Linked DNA regions of Mus musculus: region 1 is linked to region 2. The links are chromatin loops, found by intact Hi-C in ENCODE. Cell type or tissue: left cerebral cortex. All regions are shown on one strand. Each heading gives the region's core, and the rest is flanking DNA. Links, peaks and the distances in the headings are about the cores only. Region 1 holds the start of Vmn1r221 (vomeronasal 1 receptor 221). Region 2 holds the start of Vmn1r189 (vomeronasal 1 receptor 189).

Evidence for each region. A loop is a pair of places that touch in the nucleus more often than their neighbours do. Peaks named below come from ENCODE experiments on the same cell type or tissue, not always from the same donor. Only the 100,000 strongest peaks of a DNase experiment are listed, where the experiment ranks them.
Region 1: a loop joins it to region 2, with 4 times the contacts of the local background. A loop is called at or near these places in 9 of 42 quality-filtered maps.

What each region holds. Positions count from the first base shown.
Region 1 is chr13:23,209,671-23,218,223 of GRCm38, forward strand. Vmn1r221 (vomeronasal 1 receptor 221) reads left to right here and starts at 7,703. Exons shown (of 1, transcript NM_001167542.1): 1 at 7,703-8,553. The coding sequence starts at 7,703. In left cerebral cortex, for the core only: no CTCF peak of the experiment used is centred there; no DNase peak of the experiment used is centred there.
Region 2 is chr13:22,100,537-22,109,089 of GRCm38, forward strand. Vmn1r189 (vomeronasal 1 receptor 189) reads right to left here and starts at 2,129. Exons shown (of 1, transcript NM_145844.1): 1 at 1,191-2,129. The coding sequence starts at 2,129. The coding sequence ends at 1,191. In left cerebral cortex, for the core only: no CTCF peak of the experiment used is centred there; no DNase peak of the experiment used is centred there.

The DNA of each region.
Region 1 (8,553 bases), core at 419-8,418, 1.1 Mb after region 2:
AAAAGAAGCGTGCACACACACAATCACCACCACCATAAACATAACAGAAATTAACAATCACTGGTCATTAATATCTCTCTCCACATCAAAGGACTTAATTCCCCAATAAAAAGACACATGCTAACAGAATGGATGCAAAAACAGGATCCATCATTCTGCAGCACACCAGAAACAAATGTCAGCAACAAAGATAAACATTACATTAGAGTAAAGAGCTAGAAAAAGATTTTCCAAGCAAATTGTCCCAAGAATCAAGCTGGAGTAGACATTCTAATATCTAATAAAATAGACTTCCAACTAAAATTAGTCAAAAGATATGGAGAAGTATCAGAGATGGTTTTGTACACTGTACATTGAGATGTTTATTTCTGTGCCCAGACGTATAGTTGTAGTCTGGACCATGGCAGGGTCATCCATCTCTAGTCTCAATGTTATATAAAACTTGTTTTTCATCACACTGATTGGCTAGTAAAGAGCTGATCTGCCAATTATCTGGGAAGAAGGGAATAGGGCAGGATCCCAGAGTAAGAATCCTAAGGATAGAGGAAACCAGAGAGAAAAGAGGACCAGGGGGAGAGGAAGGTATTGACAATTCATATAGAGAGAACAAGAGGATTCACCATAAGGTCAAGGTGAGAGAGCAGACATGGAGACACACATAGCCACAGCAAACCAGGGCAAGATCAGATGACAAGTAATGGGGCATTTGACTGGGTATTAGCAGCCTAATTAGATTAGAATATCTCAGAACCTATCCAGCTTAGGCTTGCAGCTTGTTCATAAAAATGCCAGGTCTCTGTATCTGTATTCAGAGCTAAAAATGGCTAGAGCAGACATATAAATGCTCTGCAGTCATTTGGAAACAAAAGGGGAATTAGAAACCATCCCCTAAAGAATTACATTTGCAAAAGTATACTTCATGCTCATCAAAGGAAAAGTCCACTTCATCTCAATTCTGGCATCTATGACATCTCAATTCTGAATATCTATGTGCCAAATGCAAAGGGCACCCACATTTGTGGAAAAAAATTACTAAAGCTTAAATCTCACATGGAACCCCAAACATTAATAGTGGGAGACTTCAACAACCCACTCACCAATGAAAAAGTCATCTAAACATAAACAGAGAAATAATGGAACTAACAGATTTTATAACTTAAATAGGCCTATCAGGTACCTACAAAACATTTCTCCCAAACAGAAAAGAATACACCTTCTCAGCACTTCACAGAACGTTCTCCAAAATTGACCATATACACAATAACAAAGCAAGCCTTGACAGATACAAAAAAAAACAATTGAAATAACCCTCCTATAACTTATCAAACCATTATGGATTAAAGCTGGGCTTCAACAACAACAGAGACAACAGAAAAAGCCTACAAACTTATGGAAACTGAACAACTCTCTCCTCCATAATCACTGGGTCAGAAAAGAAATAAAGAAATTAAAGCCTTTCTAGAATTCAATACACAGCATACACAAACTTTTGAAGCACAATGAAAGCACTACTAAAAGGAAAGTTCAAAGTACTAAGTGCCTTCATAAAGAAATTAGAGAGATCTTATACTAGGAATTTAGCAGCACATCTGAAAGCTCTGTAACAAAAAAGAAGTAAAGACACCCAAGAGGAGTAGATGGCTGGAAAGAATCCAAGTCAAGGATGAAATCAATAAATTAGAAACAAAGAAAACTGAAAGAATCAAAACCAAGAGTTGGCTGTGTGAGAAAATCAACAAGATAGAGAAACTCTTAGCCAAACTAACCAAAAGAAAGAGTGAGACTATCCAAATTAACAAAAATCAGAACTGAGAAGGAGACATAACAACAGACACTGAGGAAATCCAAATAATCATTAGGCCTTACTTCAAAAACCTGTATTCAACAATATTGAAAAATCTAAAAAAAATGGGCAAATTTCCTGCTAGATAACACTTATCAAAGCTAATCAAGATCAGGTAAACAATTTAAATAGGCCTATAACCCTAAGGAAACAGAAGTGCTCCTTAAAAGTTTCCCAAACTGATATAGCTGTCTCTTGTGAGGCTATGCCAGTGCCTGGCAAATACAGAAGTGGATGCTCACAGTCATCTATTGGATGGAACACAGGGCCCCCAACGGAAGAGCTAGAGAAAGTACCCAAGGAGCTGAAGGGGTCTGGAACCCTATAGGTGCAACAACAATATGAACTAACCAGTACCCTCCAGAGCTCATGTCTCTAGCTACATATGTAGCAGAAGATGGCCTAGTCAGCCGTCATTGGGAAGAAAGATCCCTTGGTCTTGCAAACTTTATATGCCCCAGTGCAGGGGAACGCCAGGGCCAAGAAGTGGGAGTGAGTGGGTAGGGGAGCACAGGGGGACAGGGGAGGGTATAAGGGACTTTTGGGATAGCATTTGAAATGTAAATGAAGAAAATATCTAATAAAATATTGAAAATTTTAAAAATAATAAATAAGTAAATAATAAAAGAATTAAATTAAAACCTCAGATATAAGTCCACCCATTAATAGACAACTGATTTTTGCCAAAATGCCAAAAATACAAACTGGAAAAAAGACCACATCTTCAAAAAATGATATTGGCCAAACTGTTTAAGTACACATGGAGAAAGATGAAAGAATGTAGAAGCATGTAGAAGGATGAAAATAGAATCATATTTATCACCCAGCACAAGTCAACTCTAAGTGGATCAACGTTAGACCCAGTATTAGGTTCTGACAGAAGAGAATTTATGAGATAGGATTGAACTTATTGGCAAATGGAAGGGCTTTCTGAATAGGACACCCAAAACAGGCATTTAGACCAACAGTAAATAAATGAAAGGGCTCCAAAAATCCAAAAAACAGAGGGTTGCTCTCTGCAAACTGACATCAGGGCTCCATTGCTGTGGACAACATCCACACAATTCATTGAACATGAACACATTGACTTGGTGACTACATGGAGCCTTAACCTCTACATTTTAAACTCTTTGGTGTAGAAAGATACTCTTACAGGCTTTAGAAAGAGAAATGTGGACACTGATTCAGTCACAAAACCATTGACCTACAATCTGTCCTGCCAGAAAATATGCCATGACAATAGTGGCACAGAACTTATGGGATCAGCCAACCAATGTCTGGTTTTACTTAGAGCCCTGCTCCACAAGAAGGTGCCCATACTCAACACTGCTTCGGTAACCAAGAACCTGAGATTAGACAGCCCACAGATTTAGGGTAAAACCAAACACTGCTGGTCTTTTTAAAAGGGGGAGGGTGGGATGGAAAGATGGCTCAGTAGTTAAGAGCACTGATTGCTCTCCCAGAGGTCCTGAGTTCAATTCCCAGCAACCACATGGTGGCTCACAACCATCTGTAATGGGACCTGATGCCCTCTTCTGGTGTGTGTAAAGACAGCAACAGTATACTCATACATAAAATAAAATTTAAAAAAAAAAATTAAGAAAAAAAGTATCAATAAAATGACCCCTAATGGCCAAGGCCGCTCAGTCAGTCAACAGGTTCTTCAGTGCAGGAGTGAGGATTAAAAAGAAAAAAGACAGCGAGACAACACTGTAGCAAGACCTCAGTCCATTCTGAGACTGAAGGCAAACTTAGTTTTCCCAATCCATTTTTATACCATTTTTATTAGATGCAAGTATTAAGGGCAAGCAGTAAGCAAAGTTCTATGATTAATGCCATGACAGTTGTTTGAGAGGGCTTGTCATAATGTCCAAAATACTTGAGCCCACTGCCCAGTCCAAATCCCAAATTGCCTAAAGCCTACATCTTTTGTTTCACCCTAAGATTAAAATTCCTGCCTTACCCTACTTTCTGATTATAGCCTAAAGTTAGATTCTTGCTGAAACTTACTTCCTTATCATGCCATAATGACAGTTTCCTGCCTGAGCTTACATCCTTGTCATGCCCAATGTCAGATTCCTGCCTGAAGCCCATTCCTTTGTTTTTGGCCAATGTCAGACTCCCACCAAGTGGCAACCCAAAAGGCCCTCCACGCCCTAATGATATCCTTCTATACTCATAGATCAGTATGTTATCCACTCATCTTTGGGCTTTCTCCAAACACAGATAGAGCACAAGCAGAGACACACAGGCAGGGATTAGGCAGAAAAGGAGTTCATCTGGGCGGTCTCCATCAAATCCCTTCCCTCATCGTATAGGGGATCTTTTGGAAGAGGAAGCAGAAATATTGTAAGAGCCAGAGTGGATGGAGAACACCAGTGGAACATGGCCCTCTGACTCAAGGCTAACGGAGACTGAACCAGCAAGCACAGGGCCTGAGTGAGTATACAGGAAGTCCTCTGGAGATATGGGAAGATCAGTTGGTTACTTGTTCATTTTCCCACCTCACATCCTTCCTCTCAAAATAATTAAACACTAATTAAGGTGGAAATAACTTCTGAGCAAAACAGATTCTGTAACTGTTGGAGAGAGGGAAGCTATACCTCAGGGACTCGGGCCCTGAAGTGACCTTCCTTTCCCCTGACATTGTGACAATATGAAACCTAAACTTTGCAGTACCTAATGACAGCCAAGAGCCCCACAGATCCAGACAGAACAAATATGACCTGGCAAGTGTCACCTTCCCAGAGCTGCTCCAGAGCCTGTCTGCACCACAGAAGTCCAGGTGAGTACGTGAAGGTAAGATCTTAGATGCCCTCAGCTGTGCCATGAAAGCTGAAGTCTCTCTCTGACTAAGACAGAGAGGAATTGAAAGGCTCCATGAGCCTTGGGTCCTCCACATTCCTTTTGACCCCACAAGGCTGGTCCTTCAGTCCAGAAAGATCAGAGGACAGTCGTTCCTGGAGATACAGAGATGGGACAGTAATGCTGAGGCTTTGCTGTCTGTCCTCAGGCTGGAATCATGACAGAGCTCTGAGGGTCATTGTCCGAGGTGTCTTATTTGTTTTTTGTGTGTTTGTTTATTTATTTGTTCGTTGTTCCTAAGGAATCAGTGAGATAGAGATTTTCCAATATCTATCCAAAATTTGAGACAATAAAGAAACACTGCAGTAACAAGAGTACTAGAGAGACAGAGGCAAGATAATCATTTTTCAATTGTTTACATGGGGAGGCTCAAAAATCACAAGAAAACATACAAATATAAAATTTTTAGCTTCCTTGTTTGCCAGCATGGTGACTCTAGCAGACTCACTGGTGTTTGTACAAGTTGTACTTTTCACTTCGGATGCATTTCCACTTTTCAAGGATGGGCACATGTTTTCTCTCACAATAGCTTTATAACTCCCTGTTATAAAGGTTTTTCTTATGGATTCATCCTTATAGTTTCTAGATTCTGTCCCCTAATATTACAAATACTTATCTCAACTTCAGTCCTTGTACACTTGGTGTGTGTAGAGAACTATAAACCACAAAGTGTAGCAGTTATCAAGACCATCTTGAGAATTCCTGCTATAAGGATCCAGGCTGTGAACTTGCATATCCTTGAAACAGCTCATCTTAACTTTATCCCAGAACTAAGCAGCAAAGAGCAACAATGCTTGCTGGCTTGCTTTAAGAAAATCAGGATGAATGATGTAGATTATATACCTCAGGCTCTTGGGAGCTGAACTCATGGGAACATCCATCTATCTAAAAACAAATCCATCCTGTCTTTTAAATTAATTTCCTCTAACATTTACCAAATAATGTAAGAGATAAGTCACCTCTCTCCTCTGACCGTCCACTTCAGTAGAAGTCACTTACTAGAAGTGCCAGAGGCTGGTCTCATGTGTGATTCAAAGTTTGGAAACAGGAATAGTGGACTTGAAATGGAGGATCTCCAGGAAAACTAGCATTAAACAGAAAAAAATGTTAATATTTTCCACCAGGACTTGGAGTTATTGATCGCAGCAATATTTACAGATTCCACTCTTTGAATGAACAGTTAACGTTTATTCTAAAGACAGTAATGAATGCTAATGTGCTTTCTATTAACGTCTGGAGTATACTTCATTATATGCAGATAGTCAGGATGGTATTGTAATTTATAAGATTCTCTGATATAGGCAGCAATTATCGATTTGTCATAAGGCAGTTGAAAGGTAATAACTGACATTTCTAAAGTAATGAAGCCACCTGGAACAAATCTGGCAACAAGGCTAGGTTGCTACAGGTCCTATATGAGATCAGAAGGATAAAGACATTTAAGGCAATCCTGTGAGTTTAGCAAGAAGGAGAGTAGGGAACAGAGGCATTCGAAGTACTAATAACACACAAAATCAGAGAGACACTGAAGCATCCAGATTCCTTTTATTCTAGAAAATGTACCCAGAGCTTATCACGAATCCCAGAGAAATGAGAATGGAGCTCCTGAATGTACATAATAACATCCTACTGAGGTCTAAGACCTGGGCTCAGCTCAGACTCATGTAGAACAAAGCATCCAGCCTGACAAACAGGCTGGAAAAGAAACAGGAGGAGAAGCAGGCAGTAAAGCAAGCTGACACAACTGCTGCTCACAAGGCTCCACAAAGGAAAATGCCACCATGACTTCTTAGATGGGAGAGTCCCTGCTCACAACAGTGGCCCCAACCTACTGTATGCTCCTGCATGCAGCTATATTGAGAATACATAGCTCAAAAGCTTCACTCATCTCAGGGCAACAGCTAACAGATCATTAATCCCCTTCTTCCATTCCCCTCATCAGCAACAATTGGTCCATGGCTAAGTTGGTCTACAGTTCCATGGTTGCCCCATGCACCCTTAGATGTGCTGAGGTCCCTTCTTGGGGTCACAGATGCTCTGAGCCATCCAATGGGATCACAGCCCCCTGCTACCCACTCTCCTAGGAAGCATTCCAGGGTTCTACAGGGCAGTGTCCCTGGCTGCAACCTGGTGGTTATGTGAATTTTTCACACAAGAGGTTTTTTTCAGGACATCTTTTGGTGATTCAGCTTTAACTGTGGGACTTTATCTGGAAAGGCTACACAGTTTGACTTGGTACCTAGGACTATCTTTAAAAATATCTAGTGAACATTCATACAGAGTGAAATCACAAAATGGTCAATATGAAAACAATATATTAAGATGTAGAAATTGAAGTTATAAAGCTTTGGTGTCAAATGTAATTCCAGAAATTGTTGTACTATTCAAGAATCAGATAAGAAAGGAATATCAAACAGAGGAAAATAGACTTAGAAGGTAAAGTTACTAAGTGGGAGAGTTGCTGTACATGTTGATCAACAGAGTTTCCCAGTGTCTGTGTGTGATGTGGGGAAGGAGGACAGGGTCAGCATGAGCCTTGGAATTTAGGAATTGGGTGGGGGAATATAAAGGAATGGAATGAGAATCAGAGGAGGAATTTTTGGTTATAGGAAAGGGATTAAATTCAACTATGGTGAGAGGTAACAAGGATAATACATGAATGAGCGCACACACACAAACACACACACACACTGGAACTTAAGCAAGTCAGTTTTGCTAGAGTAAAGCTTAAAAATAATCTCCTTTAAATTTTAGCTTTGAATACCAGTTACCAACCTCACCTGTCAGTGCACATAAAATAACCCAGAGGATACAGGAAAAAAAAAAGTTTCAGGGACCTAGTCTGCAATATTACTTGTGTCCATGGCTGATTCATGAATTCCAGAAAATGCTATTGCAAAATGTGCTGCTCAGATCCATGTCTAGGATTACTGGGGCTTTTTTCAAAACGTCTTTGCATACTGGATGTGACTTTTTCTACCTAGAAAGGAAGAAATGGTTCTGAAGTATATTAATAAAATAATTTTTCTCTTTATGACTGTGGTTGGCAGTCTGGGGAATATGTCTGTTTCTGCGAATTATATGTTCAGTTGGTGGGGAAGCCCTGAGAAGAAACCCATACACGTTATTCTCATCCACTTGGCTTTTACAAACATCCTAATCCTTCTTACAAAAGGACTGCCAAAGACAGTAGCAGCTTTTGGTTTGAGAAACTTCCTGGATGACATAGGCTGTAAGATCATTGTTTACCTGGAGAGGGTGGCCCGGGGCCTCTCCATCTGCACCAGCAGTCTCCTCACTGTGGTCCAGGCCATCATCATCAGTCCCAGAGCATCTGGGTGGAGGAAGCTCAAGCCAAAGTCTGCATGGCACATCCTTCCATTCTTGCTATTCTTTTGGATACTCAATGGTTTAATAAGTATGAACCTAATCCATTCCATCACAAGTACAGGTCTGAATATGTCACAGCTTAGCAACAGCAAAAACTATTGCTATTTTATGCAAGAAAGTCAGGAAATAAAATGGATTGTTCTCCCTCTCATGGTCCTGAGAGATGCAGTGTTTCAGGGTGCTATGGGAGGGGCCAGTGGCTACATGGTATTTCTTCTCCACAAGCACCACCAGCATGTTCTCTACATTCAGAACTCCAAGCTTCTCTACAGAACTCCCCCTGAGCTGAGAGCTGCTCAAAGTGTCCTCCTTCTGATGCTCTGCTTTGTTTTCTTCTACTGGACAGATTGTGCCTTTTCTATAATTTTAAGTCTCTCTTCAAGGGACAATACATTGATGGCAAATACTCTAGAATTTGTGACCCTTGGTTATGCAACTTTTAGCCCCCTGGTGCT
Region 2 (8,553 bases), core at 469-8,468:
AAAGAAAGATAAAACATACCCATAACAACTCAAAATAAATTCATGTTAAATGATTATATCGGTAAGTATTTTTCAGAATGTGCCCATCAGATTCTTCGAACCATGTCACTATCTTATTGTATGGATCCAATTTAAGTGCATAAGCAGGGACTCCTTCATTTAAATGAATCAGATTATTTCGATGCTCTTTGGTGATATGTACTATGGTGGTGTGGCTGCACTGTGCTGTGGAGAGCAGCGGGGCAATAACAAAGGGTAGCTGCAAACCAGGCTTGCTCGGCTTCAGTCACACTCATCGAATCAGTTAGTAAAAGACAAATTCAAAATTTTTAATCAACATAGAAACTATAGATGAGATTAGAATAAAACTTTACTGTGTATTCTTTTTACCCCATATAGCCAGTGTTTACTCCTGTAGAGAACTTTCACGAGTATAACATCATCGACATGATCCAGGGCTTTTAAATTCCTGTCTGGTGCACTGGGCTCCTACTGACTTAATTCACAGTACATATCATTCTTTCATAGTTACATAAAATATTTTCTGTGGTTAGATACTTACAGACACATTGAAGTTTTCCAAGTTATCCCTGTGGCACTAATCTTTAGAAAGCATACCTTCAAGTTCAGGAAATGGAATTTCTTGAACTAACATGATAGAATCACTATGAATTTTGATAGAATTCACAAAATCCATCAGCATTCTTTCATTCACTGTCATAGTAAAACCTAAGTAAAGTAAACCCTAATTAAAGACATTTTTTCAGTGTTGGAGAGATGGCTCAGCACTTAGGAGCATTGTCTGGTGTTCCAGAGAAGCCAGGTTTAATTTCTACCAACCATGCATTGGATCAGAACAATCTGTGTAACTTCAGTCAATCACTGGATGTCCAGGATCTACAGGCAGAGGGCATGCACATTTTGCATAGTTATAAATGCAGGCAAATACACACACACACACACACACACACAGAAAATTAATGCAAACATAGAAAAGTTTAAAAAAAATCTCTTCAAGAGTGGCAAATGGAGAATGAGATTTCTATATCACTTTAATTTGCTAAGATTTTTCTCTCTCAGCTAAGCTCAAGGCTTTGAGTCACACATGACTGAGGATAACCACATGCTTAAACTGCTTTGTGTAATTTTGTCTTACACACATTATTGAAGAACTGAGATTTCTTTGACAGTTATTGAACATATAAATGAGAGAGACATTTTCTCAATTTCTCCATCTGAGCATGCCAACATTCAACTAGAAGCCCGTCCTTGTGAATCAGCACCAGGGGGCTAAAAGTTGCATAACCAAGGGTCAGAAATTCTAGAGTATTTGCCACCAATGTATTGTCCCTTGAAGAGAGACTTAAAATTATAGAAAAGGCACAATCTGTCCAGTAGAAGAAAAGAAAACAGAGCATCAGAAGGAGGACACTTTGAGCAGCTCTCAGCTCAGGGGGAGTTCTGTAGAGAAGCTTGGAGTTCTGAAGGTAGAGGACATGCTGGTGGTGCTTGTGGAGAAGAAATACCATGTAGCCACTGGCCCCTCCCATGGCACCCTGAAACACTGCATCTCTCAGGACCATGAGAGGGAGAACAATCCCTTTTATTTCCTGACTTTCTTGCATAAAATAGCAATAGTTGTCACTATTCTTAAGCTGTGATATATTAAAACCTGTACCTGTGATGGAATGGATTAGGCTCATACTTATTAAACCATTGAGTATCCAAAAGAATGAGAAGAATGGAAGGATGTGCCTTGCAGACTTTGGCCTGAGCCTCCTCCACCCAGATGCTCTGGGACTGATGATGATGGCCTGGACCACAGTGAGGAGACTTCTGGTGCAGATGGAGAGGCCCCGGGCCACCCTTGTCAAGTAAACAATTATCTTACAGCCTATGTCATCCAGGAAGTTTCTCAAACCAAAAGCTGCTACTGTCTTTGGCAGTCCTTTTGTAAGAAGGATTATGATGTTTGTAAAAGCCAAGTGGATGAGAATAACGTGTATGGGTTTCTTCTCAGGGCTTCCCCACCAACTGAACATATAATTCGCAGAAACAGACATATTCCCCAGAGTGCCAACCACAGTCATAAAGAGAAAAATTATTTTATTAATATACTTCAGAACCATTTCTTCCTTTCTAGGTAGAAAAAGTCACATCCAGTATGCAAAGACGTTTTGAAAAAAGCCCCAGTAATCCTAGACATGGATCTGAGCAGCACATTTTGCAATAGCATTTTCTGGAATTCATGAAGCAGCCATGGACACAAGTAATATTGCAGACTAGGTCCCTGAATCTTTTTTTTTTTCCTGTACCCTCTAGGTTATTTTATGTGCACTGACAGGCGAGGTTGGTAACTGGTATTCAAAGCTAAAATTTAAAGGAAATTATTTTTAAGCCTTACTCTAGCAAAACTGACTTGCTTAAGTTCCAGTGTGTGTGTGTGTGTCTGCTCATTCATGTATTATCCTTGTTTACCTCTCACCATAGTTGAATTTAATCACAAGTTCCTATAACCAAAAATTCCTCCTCTGATTCTCATTCCATTCCTTTATATTCCCCCACCCAATTCCTAAATTCTGAGGCTCATGGTGACCCTGTCCTCCTTCCCCACATCACACACAGACACTGGGAAACTCTGTTGATCAACATGTGCAGCATCTCTCCCACTTAGTAACTTTACCTTCTAAGTCTATTCTCCTCTGTTTGATATTCCTTTCTTATCTGATTCTTGAATAGTACAACAATTTCTGGAATTACATTTGACACCAAAGCTTTATAACTTCAATTTCTACATCTTAGCATATTGTTTTCCTATTGACCATTTTGCAATTTCACTCTGTATGAATGTTCGCTAGATATTTTTAAAGATAGTCCTAGGTACCAAGTCAAACTGTGTAGCCTTTCCAGATAAAGTCCCACAGTTAAAGCTGAATCACCAAAAGATGTCCTGAAAAAAACCTCTTGTGTGAAAAATTCACATAACCACCAGGTTGCAGCCAGGGACACTGCCCTGTAGAACCCTGGAATGCTTCCTAGGAGAGTGGGTAGCAGGGGGCTGTAATCCCATTGGATGACTCAGAGCATCTGTGACCCCAAGAAGGGACCTCAGCACATCTAAGGGTGCATGGGGCAGCCATGGAACTGTAGACCAACTTAGCCATGGACCAATTGTTGCTGATGAGGGGAATGGAAGAAGGGGATTAATGATCTGTTAGCTGTTGCCCTGAGATGAGTGAAGTTTTTGAGCTATATGTTCTCAATATAGCTGCATGCAGGAGCATACAGTAGGTTGGGGCCACTGTTGTGAGCAGGGACTCTCCCATCTAAGAGGTCATGGTGGCATTTGCCTTTGTGGGGCCTTTTGAGCAGCAGTTATGTCAGCTTGCTTTACAGCCTACTTCTCCTCCTGTTTCTTTTTCAGCCTGTTTGTCAGGCAGGATGCTTTGTTCTACATGAGTCTGAGCTGAGCCCAGGTCTTAGACCTCAGTAGGATGTTATTATGTACATTCAGGAGCTCCATTCTCATTTCTCTGGGATTTGTGATAAGCTCTGGGTACATTTTCTAGAATAAAAGGAATCTGGATGCTGCAGTGTCTCTCTGGGTTTGCGTGTTATTAGTACTTCGAATGCCTCTGTTCCCTACTCTCTTTCTTGCTAAACTCACAGGATTGTCTTAAATGCCCTTATCCTTCTGATCTCATATAGGACCTGTAGGAACCTAGTTTTGTTGCCAGATTTGTTCCAGGTGGCTTCATTACTTTAGAAATGTCAGTTATTACCTTTCAACTGCCTTATGACAAATCGATAATTGCTGCCTATATCAGAGAATCTTATAAATTACAATACCATCCTGACTATCTGCATATAATGAAGTATACTCCAGACATTAATAGAAAGCACATTAGCATTCGTTATTGTCTTTAGAATAAATGTTAACTGTTCATTCAAAGAGTGGAATCTGTAAAAATTGCTGCAATCAATAACTCCAAGTCCTGGTGGAAAATATTAACATTTTTTTTTCTGTTTAATGCTAGCTTTCCTGTAGATCCTCCATTTCAAGTCCACTATTCCTGTTTCCAAACTTTGAATCACACATGAGACCAGCCTCTGGCACTTCTAGTAAGTGACTTCTACTGAAGTGGACGGTCAGAGGAGAGAGGTGACTTATCTCTTACATTATTTGGTAAATGTTAAAGGAGATTAATTTAAAAGACAGGATGGATTTGATTTTTATATAGATGGATGTTCCCATGAGTTCAGCTCCCAAGAGCCTGAGGTATATAATCTACCTCATTCATCCTGATTTTCTAAAAGCAAGCCAGCAAGCATTGTTGCTCTTTGCTGCTTAGTTCTGGGATAAAGTTAAGATGAGCTGTTTCAAGGATATGCAAGTTCACAGCCTGGATCCTTATAGCAGGAATTCTCAAGATGGTCTTGATAACTGCTACACTTTGTGGTTTATAGTTCTCTACACGCACCAGGCGTAGAAGGACTGAAGTTGAGATAAGTATTTGTAATATTAGGTGACAGAATCTAGAAACTATAAGGATGAATCCATAAGAAAAACCTTTATAATGGGGAGATATAAAGCTATTGTGAGAGAAAACATGTGCCCATCCTTGAAAAGTGGAAATGCATCCGAAGTGAAAAGTACAACCTTTACAAACACCAGTGAGTCTGCTGGAGTCACCATGCTGGCAAACATGGAAGCTAAAAATTTTATATTTGTATGTTTTCTTGTGATTTTTGAGCCTCCCCATGTAAACAATTGAAAAATGATTATCTTGCCTCTGTCTCTCTAGTACTCTTGTTACTGCAGTGTTTCTTTATTGTCTCAAATTTTGGATAGATATTGGAAAATCTCTATCTCACTGATTCCTTAGGAACAACGAACAAATAAATAAACAAACACACAAAAAACAAATAAGACACCTCGGACAATGACCCTCAGAGCTCTGTCATGATTCCAGCCTGAGGACAGACAGCAAAGCCTCAGCATTACTGTCCCATCTCTGTATCTCCAGGAACGACTGTCCTCTGATCTTTCTGGACTGAAGGACCAGCCTTGTGGGGTCAAAAGGAATGTGGAGGACCCAAGGCTCATGGAGCCTTTCAATTCCTCTCTGTCTTAGTCAGAGAGAGACTTCAGCTTTCATGGCACAGCTGAGGGCATCTAAGATCTTACCTTCACGTACTCACCTGGACTTCTGTGGTGCAGACAGGCTCTGGAGCAGCTCTGGGAAGGTGACACTTGCCAGGTCATATTTGTGCTGTCTGGATCTGTGGGGCTCTTGGCTGCTATTAGGTACTGCAAAGTTTAGGTTTCATATTGTCACAGTGTCAGGGGAAAGGAAGGTCACTTCAGGGCCTGAGTCCCTGAGGTATAGCTTCCCTCTCTCCAACAGTTACAGAATCTGTTTTGCTCAGAAGTTATTTCCACCTTAATTAGTGTTTAATTATTTTGAGAGGAAGGATGTGAGGTGGGAAAATGAACAAGTAACCAACTGATCTTCCCATATCTCCAGAGGACTTCCTGTATACTCACTCAGGCCCTGTGCTTGCTGGTTCAGTCTCCGTTAGCCTTGAGTCAGAGGGCCATGTTCCACTGGTGTTCTCCATCCACTCTGGCTCTTACTATATTTCTGCTTCCTCTTCCAAAAGATCCCCTATACGATGAGGGAAGGGATTTGATGGAGACCGCCCAGATGAACTCCTTTTCTGCCTAATCCCTGCCTGCGTGTCTCTGCTTGTGCTCTATGTGTGTTTGGAGAAAGCCCAAAGATGACTGGATAACATACTGATCTATGAGTATAGAAGGATATCATTAGGGCGTGGAGGGCCTTTTGGGTTGCCACTTGGTGGGAGTCTGACATTGGCCAAAAACAAAGGAATGGGCTTCAGGTAGGAATCTGACATTGGGCATGACAAGGATGTAAGCTCAGGCAGGAAACTGTCATTATGGCATGATAAGGAAGTAAGTTTCAGCAAGAATCTAACTTTAGGCTATAATCAGAAAGTAGGGTAAGGCAGGAATTTTAATCGTAGGGTGAAACAAAAGATGTAGGCTTTAGGCAATTTGGGATTTGGACTGGGCAGTGGGCTCAAGTATTTTGGACATTATGACAAGCCCTCTCAAACAACTGTCATGGCATTAATCATAGAACTTTGCTTACTGCTTGCCCTTAATACTTGCATCTAATAAAAATGGTATAAAAAGTGGATTGGGAAACTAAATTTGCCTTCAGTCTCAGAATGGACTGAGGTCTTGCTACAGTGTTGTCTTGCTGTCTTTTTTCTTTTTAATCCTCACTCCCGCACTGGAGAACCTGTTGACTGACTGAGCGGGCTTGGTCATTAGGGGTCATTTTATTGATACTTGTTTTTCTTAATTTTTTTTTTAAATTTTATTTTATGTATGAGTACACTGTTGCTGTCTTTACACACACCAGAAGAGGGCATCAGGTGCCATTACAGATGGTTGTGAGCCACCATGTGGTTGCTGGGAATTGAACTTAGGACCTCTGGGAGAGCAGTCAGTGCTCTTAACCACCGAGCCATCTTTCCAGCCCCCCCCACCCCCTTTTTAAAAAAGACCAGCAGTGTTTGGTTTTATCCTAGATCTGTGGGCTGTCTAATCTCTGGTTCTTGGTTACCCAAGCAGTGTTGAGTATGGGCACCTTCTTGTGGAGTGGGGCTCTAAGTAAAACCAGACATTGGTTGGCTGATCCCATAAGTTCTGTGCCACTATTGTCATGGCATATTTTCTGGCAGGACAGATTGTAGGTCAATGGTTTTGTGGCTGGGTCAGTGTCTACATTTCTCTTTCTAAAGCCTGTAAGAGTATCTTTCTACACCAAGGAGTTTAAAATGTTGAGGTTAAGGCTCCATGTAGTCACCAAGTCAATGTGTTCATGTTGAATGAATTGTGTGGATGTTGTCCACAGCAATGGAGCCCTGATGTCAGTTTGCAGAGAGCAACCCTTTGTTTTTTGGATTTTTATGGGACGCCCTTTCATTTATTTACTGTTGGTCTACATGCCTGTTTTGGGTGTCCTATTCAGAAAGCCCTTCCATTTGCCAATAAGTTCAATCCTATTTCATAAATTCTCTTCTGTCAGAACCTAATATTGGGTCTAACATTGATCCACTTAGAGTTGACTTTTGTGCTGGGTGATAAATATGGTTCTATTTTCATCCTTGTACATGCTTCTACATTCTTTCATCTTTCTCCATGTGTACTTATACAATTTGGCCAATATCATTTTTTGAAGATGTGGTCCTTTCTCCAGTTTGTATTTTTGGCATTTTGGTAAAAATCAGTTGTCTATTAATGGGTGGACTTATATCTGAGGTTTTAATTTAATTCTTTTATTATTTATTTATTTATTATTTTTAATTTTTTCAATATTTTATTAGATATTTTCTTCATATACATTTCAAATGCTATCCCGAAAGTCCCCTATACCCTCCCCGCTCCCCCCATGCTCCCCTACCCACTCACTCCCACTTCTTGGCCCTGGCGTTCCCCTGCACTGGGGCATATAAAGTTTGCAAGACCAAGGGACCTTTCTTCCCAATGATGGCTGACTAGGCCATCTTCTGCTACATATGCAGCTAGAGACACGAGCTCTGGAGGGTACTGGTTAGTTCATATTGTTGTTGCACCTATAGGGTTGCAGAGCCCTTCAGCTCCTTGGGTACTTTTTCTAGCTCTTCCGTTGGGGGCCTTGTGTTCCATCCAATAGATGACTGTGAGCATCCACTTCTGTATTTGCCAGGCACTGGCATAGCCTCACAAGAGACAGCTATATCAGTTTGGGAAACTTTTAAGGAGCACTTCTGTTTCCTTAGGGTTATAGGCCTATTTAAATTGTTTACCTGATCTTGATTAGCTTTGATAAGTGTTATCTAGCAGGAAATTTGCCCATTTTGATTAGATTTTTCAATATTGTTGAGTATAGGTTTTTGAAGTAAGGCCTAATGATTATTTGGATTTCCTCAGTGTCTGTTGTTATGTCTCCCTCTCAGTTCTGATTTTTGTTAATTTGGATAGTCTTACTCTTTCTTTTGGTTAGTTTGGCTAAGAGTTTCTCTATCTTGTTGATTTTCTCACACAGCCAACTCTTGGTTTTGTTGATTCTTTCATTGTTCTTTGTTTCTAATTTATTGATTTTTATCCCTGACTTGGATTCTTTCCAGCCATCTACTCCTCTTGGGTGTCTTTACTTCTTTTTTGTTACAGAGCTTTCAGATGTGCTGCTAAATTCCTAGTATAAGATCTCTCTAATTTCTTTATGAAGGCACTTAGTACTTTGAACTTTCCTTTTAGTAGTGCTTTCATTGTGCTTCATAAGTTTGTGTATGCTGTGTATTGAATTCTAGAAAGGCTTTAATTTCTTTATTTCTTTTCTGACCCAGTGATTATTGAGGAGAGAGTTGTTCAGTTTCCATAAGTTTGTAGGCTTTTTCTGTTGTTTCTGTTGTTGTTGAAGCCCAGCTTTAATCCATAATGGTTTGATAAGATATAGGAGGTTATTTCAATTTTTTTTG